Regions from separate parts of the Homo sapiens genome. Here region 2 is linked to region 1. A link is a loop called in an ENCODE intact Hi-C map of the cell type or tissue named here. Cell type or tissue: PC-9. All regions are shown on one strand. Links, peaks and the distances in the headings refer to the core of each region. The heading gives the core; the rest is flanking DNA. Region 1 overlaps NRCAM (neuronal cell adhesion molecule). Region 2 overlaps LAMB1 (laminin subunit beta 1).

Region 1 (9,770 bases), core at 878-8,877:
TGGGCTCAAGCAATCTTCCTGCCTTGGCCTCCCAAAGTGCTGGAATTAAAGACATGAGCTACTGTGCCTGGCCTATCTGGTTTTTTAAAGAAAAGGACTGCCAACCCTGTTGTGTTGTGTGAAGTATGGCTTACAGGAGGGCAAGAGAAGCAGGCATACAGGTGGGAGGCTGGAGATACAGAATGTGATGTGTTCAACATATATTTTGGAAACAGACTTCTAGAATTGACCAATGGACTTGTTGGGGAGGGGTGGGGAGCTTAAAAGATGACTCCTGGGTGTTTTGCCGTGAGCCAAAGTGGTGCCATTTACTGAGACTGGGCACTACTATAGACTGAATATTTAAGTCCTTCCAAATTCATATATTAAATACTAACCCCCACTGTGATGGTATTAGGAGGTAGGGCCTTTGGGAAATGATTAGGTCATGAGCCCTCATGAATGATATTAGTCCCCTCATAAAAGGGACCTCAGAGGAATCCCTTGCCCCTTGAAAGCTAGGATACAGGATGCTGTTTAAGACCTGGAGAGCAAAAATGAGGGTGGTACCAGGAAGGAGTAAGACAGGTAGTAAAAACTCGGGGGTGGGGGGATAAGAAAGAGAAACAGGATGGCACACGATACTAAGCTGGTGCTACCAAACAGCTAAGGCTTCACTGCTCTTGTGGTGTTTCACTGAGGAAACAGGAGGGCTGGGAGGGGATGTGCCCCACAATATGGTGTAGGCATCATAAGCCTAATTTATGCATAGCCTATTCACTTCTCAGACAAACGTAAGCCTAGTGATGGTTTCTTCTAACAGCTTTGTGGAGGTGTAACTTACATATTGTAAATTCACTTGCTTCAAGTATAAAATGTAATGATTTTTAGTAAATTTACCATTCTGTGCGGTTATCAACACAATCCAGTTTTAGAACATTTCCATCACTCCAGTAAGATGTCGCATGCCAACTTGCAGTTAATCCTTGTTCCCATTCCCAGTCTCAGACAATCACTATTGTCCATTGTCTTTAGAAGTTTGCATTTTCTGAACATTTTAAGGAAATGGAATCATGCAATATGTGGGTTTTTGTGTGTGATGGCTTCTTTAGTTCAGCATAATGTTTTTGACGGTCCTCCACATTTTGGCATGTGTTAGTGCTTTTCAAAAAATTGCCGACGAATAGTATTCCATTTACTTGTATAGATATGCCATTTAGTTGTGTGGCTATGCCACATTTTGTTTATCCATTCATCTGTTGATGGACATTTTTTTTGGGGGGCAATTATGATCAATGCTTCTCTGAACATTACTGTACAAGTCTACGTGTGGACATGTGTTTTCATTTTTCTTGGGCATATACCTAGGGGTGGAATTGCTTGCTAGGTCATATGGTAAACTTTCATTTAACATTTTAAGAAATCACCAAACTGTTATATTCCTACCAGCAATGTATGAGGGGCCTATTTACTCTAGATGTTTCCTATAAGAGGAATATGAGAGAATTTGAGATCAAACATGGGCTGTGGGAAGAAACGTATTCAAAATACTGTTCATTAAATAATTTCACACAATAGGGTGGGAACAAGTTGTTTCTTTACACTAGTTTCAATCTTGGCTGCATATTAGAATCATCTGGGGAGCTTTAACAAGTTGTGATGTCCAAGCCATGTCTCAGACAATTACAATAAAGATGCTGTGAGGGTGGGTGGGCAGGTATTAGGGTTTTGAAACTCCCCAGGTGATTTCAGTGTGCAGGCTGAGACGCTCTTGTGTGAAAAAAAAAAAGTTTGTCAAGTCATTCACCGAGATAATGAGCTAAATAGTTACAGCTGAAGACAGACAGTGTCCATAGGACACGCTGAGTGAGACTGGAAAATTTTTATGGCTATAGAAGGAACAAAGGATGTACTGTCTGGCAAACAGTAGCTTTTGTGATTATCTTCATATACTTTTTCCAGTATTATTTCAGCCATGAAGTGTAGAGAGGATGATAACTGAAGGGGGTAAGTAGGGTGGGAATCAAAGGTTTCAATGGTCCATTTGTTTTATATGGGAGAGACTTGAACGGCGTGAATGTCAACAGACACTCCAGTTAAACAGGAGAAGAAATAACTGATGGGTAAGAACCCACCAAAGAGGAGAGAGATGCCAGCTCAGGTAGAGGGACTGGCCCTCGTTAGGAGGAAGGATGGCTCCTCTGTCTTAACAGGAGGTAGAGGTAGAGAATGAGAAAATATTGAGGCAAACATTTTGGTTTGCTAGCAGGAAGATGAGGAAATTCCCATCTATGCTTCCCACCCCCCTTTTCAGTGAATTATGATGTAAGGTCATTTTGTAGAAAGTGATTTGTGAGGCTGGGCACAGTGCCTCACACCTATAATCCCAGCACTTTGGGAGGCCAAGGCGGGTGGACCACTTGAGGTCAGGAGTTCAAGACCCAGCCTGGCCAACATGGGGAAACCCCGTCTCTACTATTAGCCAGGCATGATGGTGGACACTTGTAATCCCAGCTACTTGGGAGGCCGAGGCAGGAGAATCACTTGAACCTGGAAGGCAGAAGTTGCAGTGAGCTGACATCACACCACTACACTCCCGCCTGGGTGACAGAGTGACAATCTGTCTCAAAAAAAAAAAAAAAGAAAGTGATTTGTGAGAGTAAGTGGAGAGAGAGGACAGGGTTGAATCCTTCAGGAGAGTGAAGATTTGACATAGTCATTGTTGAGTGTGAGAATGTAAGTTCCCCTGAGAAAAATAGCAGGTCTACTAGGCAGTGTTGAGAGTTGAACCATTTGAAGATATTTATAAAACTGTAGTGACACTGATCTTCTCAGCCCCTAGGGGCGGGCAGGAGAAAGCAGACAGTAGACTTGCTCCTGAGTCCCAGTTTCTCTATGGGTGTTTAGAAAAGACAGAAGGCCAAAGGAGTTTAATGTAAAGCAGGAGTGTTTCACACATGGACTATAACATCTGTGCTGGAGGAGGGATGGAGAAAAGGGGTAAGGTGAAGGGTCGATGGAAATCGGAGGGGCAGTGGAGAGGCTGTGGGCAGAGTGAGATGTGTAGACTACATGATCGTGGAGGGAGAGATGTCAAGGAACTGTACCTAGGACTGATGGGTTGCCCATATGAGTAATGGCAGAACTTGTCCCCATTTCCTCACCTACTCACTCTTCATCTCATTCCAATCTGAACTACACTCCAGGTGGTTACTTTTACTAAGGTCTTAGATGACCTTTATGTCTTCAAATCCAAGAAATAGTTTTCAGTCCTCATTTTGCTTGATTTTTCAGTATAATGTGACATTATCAACCATTCTCTGGTCTTGAAATGGTCTCTTTCACTGGCTTCCAGGACAACACATTCTCTTTATTTCTTCCTGACTTCGGGCTCCTGTTTACTGGTCTCCTTTAGAGGTCTGTCTTTCTCTTCCTGTCTATTATATTTGGAAGTTTCTGAGTAAGTTGTAGTCCTCAGCCTTCTTGCCTACACTCTTTCCCTAGGCAATCTCATCCATGCCTCATTGTTTAAATTGCTACTTGTCATCTCAGAAGTTTCTTTGGAGCTGTAAGCTCAAATATCCAATTCCTATTAGTTATTTCCACTTGAATGTCTCAGGTTTTCATACTCCTCATTTATTATTCTGAAATTATAATATGCCCCCAAATCTAGTTCTTTTCCGAAGAATGCCTTCCTGACCACCTTGACCAGGCTGGGCTCTGCCATCATTTGCTCTCATGGAATGCTGTGCCTTCCCTTTATAGCTCTTACCTCAGTTTGGAATTACACATTCACTTAGGTGAGTATTTGACAATGTCTGTCTGCTCACACCAGCCTCCAGCCTACATAAGAACAGGAACTACATCTGGTTTTGCTCATCGTGTATCTTCCCAAATTAGCAAAATACTTGGGTCTAGAAGGTGCTCAGATTTGTGTGTGTGTGTGTGTGGGTTTGTTATTAAGAACCATAAGATCTAAGCAGAAAGATACCTTTGAAAACATCTGCTATCTGTCATTTTCAAGTCGAAAAAGCAGAGGCTTGGAGACGTGGGAGATTAGGGGGTTCATTTATATACTGTCACACAGCTAGTTGATGGCAGAGCTGGAATCTGAATCTGTTCCCACCCTCCAGGGAGGCTGGTTGACACTAAGGGGTCATTTTCCTGCCTGGTGCCGTTTCGGCCAATAGAACCAAACCAAGCTTGGTAAAGCAGAGCAGAAACTTTGTTAATAAAGAAATGGAGAAGGGAAGCTCATACTCAAAGCACCTTCTTGCAACGGGGGAGGGGGAGGTGGTGGTGGGGGAAGGAGGGGGGCGGGTAAAGGGGGATGTTAAGAGCTCTTAGGGCAGGTAGGTGGAGACTGGGGCGGGATTCCTGAAAAAAGGTGGGTTCTTCCAGGAGGCGCTACAGTGTGCACAGTCTTGTCTTTTGTACTTGGCACTTTTTGTGCCTAGCAAGGTACATTTCTGGCCCCTGGGCAGAGGTCTTAGCATGGTAATGAAGCAAGAATTCAGGTCGGGGCAGTACTGCTGAGCTACTTCATGGTTACTGGCATCCGGCCTTCCTCTCTGTAAGCAAGCGCAGATGCGAGCACAGGTTAATTTCACAGGTTTGGGGGCTTCCTGAAGTAATTGGGGTTATGTTGCTATGACAAATCCCCATCTCTTTCCGGTCCAGTGAATTTTCCACCTCCACCTAGGAACTATTTATTTATTTAGTATAAATATTCAAGTAGTAGTCTCTCCCTCTCTTGCTTTTTTTTTTTTTTTTTTTTAGTGAAAAGAGCTGTGCTTAAACTGTGCTTTTTTGGGGGGTGCTATACCATCACAAAACATCAAACCATTGGCAGATAAAATAGCATACTCTGGAGAAGAGGGAGATGCCATTTTAATGACGTGCCTCTCCTCATCCCTACCGACTTGCAGCCGTGATAGGGATGCTTAGTAGGACCCAGGAGGCACACTCCTCCTTCCTCTCCCAATACCGAACCTCCCGGGCCACAATCATTAAGAGGAAGAAGCTTAACAAGGCTCACAGGGACACATGCTTCCTCCCTGGATGCTGTGGACTCGTCAGAGAAAGCTGCAAATCCCATTTTCCCCTGTTGCAGCAGGCAATCATTTTTTGCATGATCAGATCACAAGCTGATTATCAAAACTGGTTTGCACTGTGTCCAGAGGCCACTTTTTCCTGCAAGCAGGTTTCTCTCACACTGCATAGAGCAGGGGAGCCCTCTGGTGGTAATCTGTAGGAAAATTTCCTGAGCGGGAGGGATTTGCTTAATTTGGGTAAGAATTCTTCATATTCTTTTCCCTTGCCTCCATAAGCCTTTTCCAAAATTGCGGGGCGCGGTGGCTCATACCTCTAATCCCAGCACTTTGGGAGGCCAAGGTGGGTAGGTCACTTGAGGTCAAGAGTTTGAGACCAGCCTGGCCAACATGGCAAAACCCCTGTCTCTACTAAAAATACAAAAATTAGCCGGGCATGGTGGCACACACCTGTAATCCCAGTTACTTGGGAGGCTGAGACACGAGAATTGCTTGAACCAACCCAGGAGGCAGAGGCTGCAGTGAGTGCCTCTGCTCTCCAGCCTGGGTGAGAGAATGAGACTCTGTCTCAAAACAAAACAAAATCAGCCATTAGAGGTAAACCAGGCCTGTTGTAAGCCATCTGAACAAGAAAGTTCATACCATCAATGGACCAATGCTTTTTGGGGTCAAGATTGCATTTCTCCAGACCCTTTTTGCTAAAGAGCCCCAGGACTGATGATGAGGACAAAGCTATGGACTGTGAATTTGGCGGACGTTGTAGAGGGGAGGAGAGGCCCTGAAGTGCTGTTCTGAAGTGAGTGACAGACATGCCCTCCAGGTGGAAACACCAAGCTCTACATAGCACTTTAAGGTTCACTTATATAACATGTGATGCAAATCACCATGGAGGAGGGCAGCTCTGAGCCAGCAGGAGGTCTTGTCAGTGTGATGCTGGGACTAGGGGGCTGGAGAATAAGGGGCAGGTGGTGGAACATGGGAACACGCCAGGGCTTGGCTGTTTGCCAGAGGGTTTGAGAAGATTAGAAGCATGGGGGTGGAGAGAAGGGAGAGGGTGACATACATTCGATACCTGTAGTGTCCCTCTTCAGACAGGAGAGTTAAGAAATCTAAGTCGCCTGTGATTCGGGAGGGCAGAGTCCAGGCAAGCAGAAGAGAAGCGCCGGGCCCAGGCAGACACCAGGAGCCAGGCTTTGGGAAAGGAGGCACCACCTGATTTCTTGAACTTTTCTCAAAAGGCTGGGAATATCTAGTCCTGTTTTTCATTCAAATGTTTTTGATATGTCCTATTAGATCTGTTTTATATTTTGTTTTAATTTTCTCTGCATAGAACAGCCTTTTGAAAGTAAAAAATAAAATTTTTCACCATTTTAAAACATTAGGCAATATATGTTTGAAAAAGTTAAAAGTCACAAAGAGATCAAGACTGTTTAATAGTTACTTTTTTGAGGGAAATCCAGTCACATTTGCCTGTACCATTACATACACCATTACTTGGACATTCACACTCAATTGGGAACATAAATTACAAAAGAGAGAGGAACTTTTAAAACCACATTTAATTTTTAATACCAAATCTGTTGCACTATTACAGAAGTGACCCTTTCATGCACAGATAAATTTCGCATCTACCAGTATGGAAGAGGAAAAAATGTAGTTTTATTGTTCTCCCAAAATATTGGCAAATTTAAAGTAACTTTTAATCTTTGTGCTCTCTGATGCCAAGGCAAACCTGTTTTGTCTTTTTATATTTTCAAGAGACAGGTGGATCTGTGAAAAATGAATATAGAGACATGAAAGTATTTAGGGCCATCTTTACCTGGGATTACTTTAAATTATGCTTTACCTACATATATCAAACATGCCAGGTTACTAGGCCTACTGTGCCCCATAGGCAAAGCTCTGAAGATTTCATCGAAAAATCTGCTGTCAATACGTAGAAAAGTTCACTATTTCAGTTTCACAGCAAAAAAGGTGGGGGGAGGGGGGAACCCAATAGATATTTAAGTAGATGCTTTCCAATCCCATTCACTGCATTAATTAGCTTACCTCTTATACAGTACAACATAAACATTGCATGTTTATTTGTATGTAACACCTATAAGCATATAGCATCTACATTTTAAGTGTATTTACAAATTCAACAAAATATCTACATATAAAAAGCTTTACTTAAAATTAAACTTGATGCAAGTTATGAGAAACCAATTTATTGGCAAATGAAACTGAGCATTCCTTCAACCATAGGTTGTTATAGATTTTCATATTTGGAGGTAACCCATTTGATAGATATTGTTTATGAATACGATAGAATATATATTTACTTTTTAAACTGCAGATGTAATCCCTTGGACCGTTGGCCTTTTAAGCACTTGCCTGATTTCTTAGATTCTGAAATGTATCCATAACAATTTGCATACACGTTGTTTAATGCTGCAGAGTTTTGAACACTTACATAGGTAAAGTCTTGGAGAATAATATATTACTGTTGGCATGCTGTTGTATGCTTTTAGTGTTGGAATAACTTAGTTTTAAAATTAATTTTCTAGCATGTTGACATCTTTCTTACTGAATGTAATAGAAACCATAAAGGACCACAAAATCATCATGTGCTTCAGTTGGCAACAAAGATTTTCTTTTTATGCTTATGAGGAAATGCTATTTCTAATAAACTGTCTTATTTTTATTTTCATGTTTCCTTCTTTTCCCAGCATTGCAGTTTTCATGAACTCTGCTTTTTAAAAGTTACTTTTAGACAATGACAGTAATCTAGGACCCAGAATGGACTGGACCAGCTGATACAGAATGCACGATGTTGTGGAATGCTTAATATCTGAAGGCACTGTATGTGTCTTGCCCTGTGTTCTCTGAAATAATGTTTGAAATTTAATTTGGATGATTTGTTTTTGATTCTTTCAGTATGGCACAAATGCCGAAATGCACTGCAATACACATTGTTTATGCCTAAAAACAACCGAACATAGAAATGATGTAAAAAGTAGAACACTGTGCTGCTGTAATGCCTGGAAGATTAAGAAGCCTACGGAGTAACAGGAGCCAAGAGTAGGTAATAGTTCTCAGTAAGCATCAGCAATGTGACTGTCATAATGAACTCATTTAGCAAGTATATACTGTACAAACTGTTCCTAACAGTCTCCCAAAAAGACTAACGACAGCTATACATAGTCACCAATTTCACAACAATGTCCACAAAGACATTGAAGTTCTAGAGAATACTACAGTAACATTCTTGACAATGAAAACGGAATTCATATATAGGGGTTCAGCTGAGGGTAGTATAAACAAAGTATCAAACCATGTTTTCATAACATACACGGGTATGTCCTTTAAATGTGGAGCATTTTTCATGCATCATATTGAACTGTATCCTGCAGAGGAAATAACAGGATCTGTTGGTGATGTTGCATTATTTTTTATCAGTTCTGAGGAAATCAAGAATACCCATTTTGAATGAAAAAGTATGCACTTTGCATTCCAGTTCATATTAACATATCATTTGACTGAGTTATGTTTTTGCTGTAACTATTCTCATAATACTAACATACAGCAGAAAATATACTCTCTACCCATATGTTCATAGTATGAGAGGGCTGACAAACAAGTGCTTAGGATAAACATTCTAGAGAAATGGAATATTGGCAAAGAGCTTAAAAATTAAACAAAGGAATTCATGGCGTTGACAGGAGAAGGTGCCTCTGAGCTTTCGTTTCCTTCAGCCGGCTCTTTCTCTTTCTTACCACTGTATTGTCCAATAAAGGAGCCATCCTCATTGAACTGGCCATTAACCCCTTCTCCATAGTCAACTAGGCTGTCGTCACTATCTTCTTTTTTCACAGTCCTGTCTGAAGGAGTTCGACTTCCTTTTTTCAAAGGCTTGTGGTCTTCTGCATCACTGGAAGAAAGAGAAAACATTTTTGTCAAGATTGGCATTTAGGTAACATTTTCTGTTTTTAAAGACCATGCATGCAAATTATGAGAAAGCATTTGGAGTCCTGGGCTTCTCTGGCCAAATCTAATTTTCAGGTTGACTCCAATGACGAGGATGAGTTGGAATGGAAATCAGGAGCAGAAATGGTTGAATCATGAAGTCTTCAGTAGAGTGGATGGCTCCCAATAGTGTTTGTTAATTTCAATGACAAATTCTGATTCCTGAGTTGAAAGCAATCCAGAAATAATCACAAGCATTAAATAAGAAAGAATTCAGAAAAGTAGAAAAATCATCACTATTTTGAATTCAAAAAGGCAAAAGCTTATGGCAAGTAAAGAAGTTAGTATGTTAAACTGCATAATATCTCTGATTCCTTGGTTGTGAATGGAGCATGATTTTGGTTAAGTGTGAAATGTGGATTTTTTTTTTCTGAGCCAGAAGGAGAAGCAAAATCCTGCATTTCAAATAATTTTGTTATCAATGCAGGCCAGACTGTAAACTTCAACCTTACCTTTCAAGAGACCTACAAAATTCCATTAAAAGGATGCAGAAGAAACAAATGAAAACAGCCTAAGAAGAAAAGCAAAATCCTTATACTGATAGTACACAGTATTTTTTTGTTTTTTTGGTAAAAATTTTAGTTAATGAGTAAAGATTTATTAATCTGGAAAGAGACGCACTTTAACTTAAAAGCTCTACATTTGTACTATGAATGGCATGCCAATATATTCTAAAGAATGTGAATGACTCCAAACATGTAATAGCAAATGCTTCCTACACTCATGTTAACC
Region 2 (8,000 bases), core at 1-8,000, 200 kb before region 1:
CTCTGTGTCCACTCCCCACTCTATACCATTGGTCACTCAGTACTGGGCTGATTATCCTCCTTTTTGTTGGAAACTTAAATTTGCCTTGGGACAGAGAAACTGCTACACCCTAAGATTCAGGTAATGGGGTTTTCTTCTGCCGTGGACCTTGCCTCAAAGCAACGTGGGACTCCAGGATCTGCTGCAATGCCAAGAATTTTACTGATACTTTACTTAGGCATTTCTATTTACTAAAAGCAAGGGCAATTTAAATAATTTTTATTTCTTACATGGGATTTTCTTTTTTCTGACATTCTCTTTTATCCTTTTCCCTTTTTGGCCTCAGTAATATAGGTTCAATTTTGGAATGAAAGTTGGGAGATGAATATAATTTTACCTGCAGAAATGAGCTGCCTGTCTAGCACAGGGGTCATCAAGTTTTAATGTAAAAGTTGAAATAGTAAATCCAGCTTTCAGGCCATTCTGTCTCTGTTATGATGACTTGACTCTGGCATTGCTGCCCACAAGTAGCCAGGGAAAATACATGAACAAGTGGGTGTAAAACTTATATTAGCTACTATCGGCAGGGGGCTGGATTTGGCCTCTGCCTGTGGTCTGCCCAGCTCTGGTCTAGCCTACCTCTTCTGAGAACACATTCTGTAATTAGGATTACATAAGACAAGACTTCACTCTACTGACAACAGTATTTATAGTTCTCTAAAGAATCGAATGAAGTCTGATTTTCTGAGTCACAATGGAAATATTAAGGTGGGTGGTTGTGAAAGAAATCCCAACATTAGAAAATACAGGCATTCTAAAGATTAATGTCTGGGCAAAAGAACACACTGTGTTTTTCTACTAAAAAACACAAAATGAGAAACGAGCATGATGGGGAAGTGGCCACTACCCGGACCCTCTTGCCTATGCCCCACATTTACCGTTTGCCTGGGTTTAGAGACACTGCCCTTTTCCAAGAGCCAGAGGCCCCAAATGGAAACTTTACCCTTCCTTTTTGCTATCTATGAATCAACAGAAAGATTCCTCCTGTGACTCTTTGACTCCTGAGGAGGACAATGCAGCGCTCCAGGCTGTTTTCTCCAGCACGTTCATGGTGGGTGGATGAGATTCCCTCTCCATCCCAGCACAGTGGTGGGCTTGTTCAGGCTTGGCACCATCGACCAACAGCCCCAACCCGCCTGGACAATAGGAACATTCAACAATCTGTAAGTTGGAGGCTCAACTCATTTGTCTTTTACATAACTACATTCTTTTTTTCCATAAGGAGAATACTTAGCTAGGACTTAAATCTTTCTATAAGCATATTGTTAGCTAGTTGGCATCAGAAAGTCTAAATTTATGCCCTCTAACAACCAATTCAACTGAAAACATATTTGTCAAGCAATTACATAACTGGAGAAAAGAGCTGATGTTCTTTTTGCATAGTTCCATCTAATTTTGAATGACACCTCTTCTTGTCCCTGCTGATCTCTGGGCCCATCCCTTCAGAAAGCCCCTGTGCTCCTGTTTCTAATCGTGAATGCATTCCAGCACAAACATAACCAAGAGCCTTGTCTGCCTCTGCATCTTGGCCCCTGCCTTCACAGGCCACACTGGTCCTACTCCTGTTGCCACCCTGTCTGCACCAGACCCCATAGCTGGCCATGAATCAATCCCCCATTGTCCACTCAAATCAATTCTCACTCTCTCTGGGTGCTTTGTAGGTTATGAGCTTTCTCCAAAGAGTGCTAAAAGCATTGAGGATCCGACACATTCTCTGTTTGACAGACTGCCTTAAGCACTGTGGGACATTTATTATTATTGGCTCCTGCATACCAAGTGCCTATAGCAATGACCCCATTATGGTGATGACCCAAAATACTCCCCTCCTCCCAAATTTCCAAATGTCCCCACCCCAGCTCAGCCACTGTGGGCACAAAGGAGAGACAGTATCTACTTTAACACCCCAAATAAAGATGCCCCAACATTTTATATCTTCTTCTTCTTTTTTTTTTTTTTTTTTTGAGACAGTCTTGCTCTGTCACCCAGGCTGGAGGGCAGTGGCACGATCTCTGCTCACTCACTGCAACCTCTGCCTCCTGGGTTCAAGCGATTCTCATGCCTCAGCCTCCCAAGTAGCTGGGATTATAGGTGTGCGCCATCTCACCTGATTAATTTTCGTATTTTTAGTAGAGATGGGGTTTCACCATGTTGGTCCGGCTGGTGTCGGACTCCTGACCTCAAGTGATCCGCCCGCCTTGGCCTCCCAAAGTGTTGGGATTACAGGCGTGAACCACCGTGCCCGGCTAACATTTTATAACTTTGAATTGCCAAAGTATGCAATGAGGTCAGTTGCCTTCACCCCAGATTTTAACACTTTGGGGAAAGGGGCTTTCTGGTCTTCCATGAAAAAAACAAAACTAAAGATAAGGTTGGAGAGATGACAATGTAGTGGGAAAACAAGGGGAAAATGAAACACCTGGATCTAGAACCTGGAAGTATCTCTTAGGGTATTTTCACTTATGCTCACTTGGAGCTTCCAATGCTTCCAGAGGGCTTGAAAAATACTTTTTCTTGCTGGTGTGAGCTGACTGGGTATCATTATTAGGGTCACGAATACGAATGATGTATACATATAAATGCAGAGAGGACTGGAAAGATTCCTATCAAGCTGAGTAAAAAGAGGAGTATACTGGGTGAGGAGATGAGAAGGGACTTTGTTTTCTTCTAATACAGGAGTACCAATTGCTTGAAGTGAATGTGGGCAGTCTGGCTCCAGGACCTACACTCTTGGCTATGGGACCTCTTCATCTGTCTGCATCCCTGCTGCCCTCGTGCCACCGGGATTGGCCAGCATAATAGGCAAACCATAAAGCCATGTGATCTTTGTAGTTCCTCCATTAACTAAATTTCTATGATTATCTTACAGAAAAAAAAAGGAAATGCCAAAGGGAGGAGTAAAAAGGAACAGACATATCCAGTTTCAATACATTCTCCTTAAACCAGGTTTCCTTGCAGAATACTTAGTTTCTGTTTTTTATCGGTTGTTTGCTTTTCCTGATGAAAAGTTTCTTACGTAATGAGCTGACCTTTCTTCTGGATGAAAGGAACAAAGAAGTTGGCGAACAATGATGCCATGAATCTCACTCTTTGCAGAGTTTCTAAAACAGGATCTAACTTTTGACCCAAACAAGTTGACAAGGTTTCTATAAGTCACAATTTCCCTGGCAGATTTAGAGGCGAAAGTTTAAAGAAAAGATAAAAGGGTAAGGAGTAAAGTTCTAAGGACCACATGAACAATTCTCTGATTGACTCTGACTCTGGGTAGCAGGCCTTTCCTGCTAACAAAGCTAAGATGGAGCCAAAGGTCAGAAAGCTTTGGCAGAGAAAGCTATTTTGCCAATGACACATGCTGACAGAATCAGGGTATGTGCAACGATAGAGCCATTATCTGGAAAAAATCAAGCCTTGGGGCATTACAAGTTTGAGGAATTTAACAGAGTAGTGATTAGAGCCCTGGAAAAAACAGATTTTAAGCAGAGTTTTACTTTCAAGAGACATCTTGGAGAAACTGGTCCACTGGATTTCAATACCTTCTAATGGAAGAGGGGATGTCAGATCTCATTAAGAACCAAATTTGGAGAATGATGAAAGAAAAGTACCTGTTTATTGACATAGCAAACATTATCCCCACTGTGAAACAAACCTTAATCTAAGAGGTCCATACAAACCCTTCTGGCTAAGCCTCAACTTAAAAAACAAATCATATCTAATTTGTTCTGGTCTTGCCCACTGACCTTTTTCTGCTGTTAAGGAACACATGGGTTTGCACCCTGAAGGAACACAGTTTCTAGGTTCCTGACCTTCTGTAGGAGATATTGAATGAGTTGCCAACTTGAAGATCTGTATTATTTCTTGCTGTAGTTGTGTCCAAAAAAAGAAAACGGTCATTTTAAAAATTTAAGAGTCCTGGCCAGGCACAGTGGCTCACACCTGTAATTCTAGAACTTTGGGAGGCCGAGGCGGGTGAATCATGAGGTCAGGAGTTTGAGACCAGCCTGACCAATATGGTGAAACCCCATCTCTACTAAAAATACAAAAATTAGCCGGGCGTGGTGGCGCTTGCCTGTAACTCCAGTTATTTGGGAGGCTGAGGCAGGAGAATCGCTTGAACCCAGGAGGTGGAGGTTGCAGTAAGCCGAGATTATGCCACTGCATTCCGGCCTAGGTGACAGAGCGAGACTCCGTCTCAAAAAAAAAAAAAATTCAAGAGTCCAACAGAGACCTATAATTTCAGATGTGCAACAAATATACGAAAGAGCACTTAAGAAACTACAGAAAATTTTTATCCATAATGATCAATTAAAAACAGGGAAGAAAATCAAGTAGGAAAGAAAGAATATAAAAACAGAGTTGCAACAGCCTATTCAGTCTTTTCCATATTTTGACTTTAAGATCTGAAAAATAATTTTCCAGGTCAAAAAAACTGCAATACCATAAAAATCAAGCAATCCTGATGATTCACATAATTTTAACAAGTTTTTGTTTGTAAGAAAATGTCATTTCCATCTTTTTTTGTTTGTTTGTTTAATCATAAGCTTAGGTGAAAATCTGGGTTTTATTCACATTAAACTGACTTGGAGCCCCTGACCTTGGAGCCCTTTGTTGTGCACGAAGTCTCCATGACATTGCCCTCCAGTTTTCACTGGTGGGGATGTTATCTTACACACATACGCCAAGAGCTTAAACTGTCAACAGAGTCTAGTTGATCCACTGAATCCAGTGATCTTACTAGGATAACCATTTACCTCTTCTTGTGCCATCAAGGAAGTTGGCCACAAAATACTGTTCAGAGGGGATAAAAAGTCACTTTGCCAAACATAGGGTTCACATGGTCCCACCTTGGTTAAAAGTATTTTAAAAAGCAGCTCTGTGTGTATTTGTGGTGTGTGTGTGTGTGTGTGTGTGTGTGTGTGTGTGTGTGCTTACACACAGAAACAAACTTTACCCCAGGGTGTGAGGCCGGGAGAGTATGCACATCCACTCTTGACTACCTATACTTATGGGCAGGGCTAGATTTGTTAGATTGTTTTTTAAACAATCAGTGTTAATTTATTTTGCAATTAAATACAGGTTCTTATAGACACGTTAATTTGTACTGTGTTTTATAATTTACAGAAGGCTCTTGTAGAACCCCAGTTCCCTCCACTCTCTGATCAAGTCAATGCGAGAACGCCCACAACTCACCTCGGCACTCCACGTCGGGGTCTCCCCAGAAGAGTTCCTGGCACTCGCTGCAGGTGCGGCCTCCAAACCCAGGCATGCACTGGCACTGCCCCGTGAACTGCGGCCAGAACACAGACCTTGGTCAAGCAGGCTTCAGGCCAGAAGCCAGTTGTCATCTTTTTTTTCTAGCTGCCACTTAGAAGTAGGAATGAACTGTTTACCTGAGAAGGTCTCCATTGACTAGGAAAAGGGACTCCCACTTCAATCGTAGGTGTCGAGAGCCCCATGCCAGCATCTAAGTGCTCTTTTGCAACAGGGCTTGGAAAGGTCTGTGGCATGTTATTATTTATTTACATATTTCCTCACTTTTATCCTCACAGATCAGCCACAATCCTGGGCCACCTTTGACTCGCCTGACTTAGGGAGTATGCCCTCCTTAGCATGTGTCAGGAAACAACAGCACTTTTTACAATGCTGGGTATGGCTAATTGGTTCCTTTCGAGAAGCTAAGAAAAGAGTCTGCTTCAGCGCCCAGGTACTGAAGAGAAATAGCACACCCTTGTCTATTGTTAAGTGAGTCTGCATCTGCAGCTGGGACCCTCTACTGAAATGCTATGGATGTGTCTGATGGGGACTCTGTGCACAGTTATGTAGACCCAGCCAAGGGGTACAAATGAGGGCTAAGATCCAGGCCACGCTGTGTTTCAAGCTGTGTGCCCTGGTGCCTTGCTCTAACTGGGGCAAAGTCACCATGGGCTGACACCTGAGCTCATAAAGGCATCATCCCCAGCAGCAGCCCCTCACCTCATTGCAAGATGGCCCGAAGGAATGAGCAGCATTGCAGTTGCATGGGTCACAGCCAGTGCCACTGGCCAGCTGCCAGGTATTGGGCGCACAGCGGTCACAGTTCTGCCCGATCACATTAGGAAGACACAAGCACTGACCAGTGGCTTTGTCGCACTGGCAGTCAGAGCCGTTACAGTGCTCTTGCACGGTGCCCAGGTAATTACAGACACACTCTGCAAAAGAACATCACATTTACTTATTGTCACACTCCCAAATACACAGGCATGCGGATGTTAGCCACATCTAAATGCTAAGATGTTCCCACTTCACATCTTGACCTTGAAATGCAAAGAAGGAAAGAAATGGAGGTGATTCAAAAATAAAGCTAAAATTACTGTTTAGAAGTTCTCGTGATTTCTTACACAGTTCTGACATTTCCCAGATACACACAATGACACATTTCACCTAAAAGTATGTTCAAAATACACAGATTTGACAAGATGCTGGTGAGTCATTTTAAAATTGAAGGCTTAACTGGAAATAATTTTAAAAAATGCCAGTGGGAATTGAGATATCTAATAATTTCAAACTCTTGGCAGAGAACAGCCGTAATAAACGTGTTGGACATAGCAGGTAAAAGCCCTTTAAGCTACTAAGGCTTTTAAGGAATCCAGTCCTGCTGGTCCCTAGCATTCCACACATGTTTGTATAAACAAAGCCAGGAGCCTGGGGGCTGTGCAGCTGCAGCAAGAGGAAATGCTAGTTGATCTCGGTAAGAGAGAAATAAAGAGGTCCAAAAGAGAGATGTTAGAGATGCTACTTCTTTCTCTTCCTTAAGCTGGAAGGCTCTATTCCATCAATGCCACTAGAAAAGGTGGGACCACAGTGGGTATTTAGGATTTCGAAGTCCATCCAACCAGCAAGTTCATGGGCAGAGCATACCATCAGTACCCTCTACTGGATGCCATTTATCATGGGGACAGCTACATGGTTTTTCTTTCCTGTTATCTCTCCCAGGCACTGAGTCACATCTTGAGACCTCACTCCTGCCAGAAAATGTGGATGTAAAGAAAAAAATAAAAATGACCAGGTGCAACGGCTCACGCCTGTAATCCCAGCACTTTGGAAGGCCGAGGCGGGTGGATCACCTGAGGTCAGGAGTTCGAGACCAACCTGACCAACATGGTGAAACCCCGTCTCTATTAAAAATACAAAAATTACCTGGGCATGGTGGGGGGTGCCTGCAATCCCACCTACTCGGGAGGCTGAGGCATGAGAATCACTTGAACTCTGGAGGCAGAGGTTATAGTGAGCTGAGATCATGCCACTGCACTCCAGCCTGGGTGATAGAGTGAGACTCTGTCTCATTAAAAAAAAAAAAAAAATTGGTCTCATCTTTCCTTAGTTGAAAGTGAAATTTTACCTCTCTGAACAAGTGTTTTCCCAAGTGAAATAAATACAGGAAGAATAAAATCTGCTGATAATGAAAAAAAGGTGGAAGTCATTCTAAGAAGTGGGCAGAATAAATGTGCATCTTACTTCGACAGTCCTGCTGGAGGGCATCACCATAGTATCCAAACCGGCAGAACTGACAGTGTTCCCCTTCCGTGTGGTACAGGCACTTGAGACACCTCCCAGTCTCCTTGTCACAGGCTTCTGGGTCTGTCGTGTCAATGTTGTTGTGACACTGGCAAGGCTGACACGACCCCCCAACTTCTGATGGATTGCCAAAGTATCCTGAGGCACAGTCGTCACATCTGGAACCTGTCACCCGATAAAACCAAACACAAGATGTTTAGCTTATTGACTGAAAGCTCACCAGTGCACCGACACTCATGCCTAGAGAGAGCTGATCGTGGCGGTGCTTCATCTTCACTGCACTGTTTAAAGAGCCCAGGGTGATCACATCTGAAGGGGAAAGAATAGGCTTTGAGTTGTGAGAGGAAGGCAGTATTACTTTCAGTGGCAAAAACCATAGTAACTTTTTGCACCAATCTAATGTTTTGTAGTCT

What was found. A loop is a pair of places that touch in the nucleus more often than their neighbours do. Peaks named below come from ENCODE experiments on the same cell type or tissue, not always from the same donor. Only the 100,000 strongest peaks of a DNase experiment are listed, where the experiment ranks them.
Region 2: it touches region 1 in a loop (8-fold over the local background); 16 of 110 quality-filtered maps call a loop at or near these places.

The regions. Positions count from the first base shown.
Region 1 is chr7:108,141,205-108,150,974 of GRCh38, forward strand. It overlaps NRCAM (neuronal cell adhesion molecule), which reads right to left. Exons shown (of 33, transcript NM_001037132.4): 33 at 6,445-8,943. The coding sequence ends at 8,706. Among named protein-coding and RNA genes, the nearest start is that of LAMB4, 16 kb to the left of the region's middle. In PC-9, for the core only: CTCF peaks have their summits at 5,200 (motif pointing left) and 5,404; a DNase peak (open chromatin) is centred at 5,197.
Region 2 is chr7:107,946,003-107,954,002 of GRCh38, forward strand. It overlaps LAMB1 (laminin subunit beta 1), which reads right to left. Exons shown (of 34, transcript NM_002291.3): 22 at 7,528-7,752; 23 at 6,007-6,221; 24 at 5,224-5,320. Among named protein-coding and RNA genes, the nearest start is that of LAMB1, 53 kb to the right of the region's middle. RefSeq lists enhancers at 715-2,445, 7,472-8,000. In PC-9, for the core only: no CTCF peak of the experiment used is centred there; DNase peaks (open chromatin) are centred at 3,039, 3,369, 6,039, 6,679 and 1 weaker place; H3K4me3 peaks cover 1,889 bases; H3K27ac peaks cover 6,448 bases.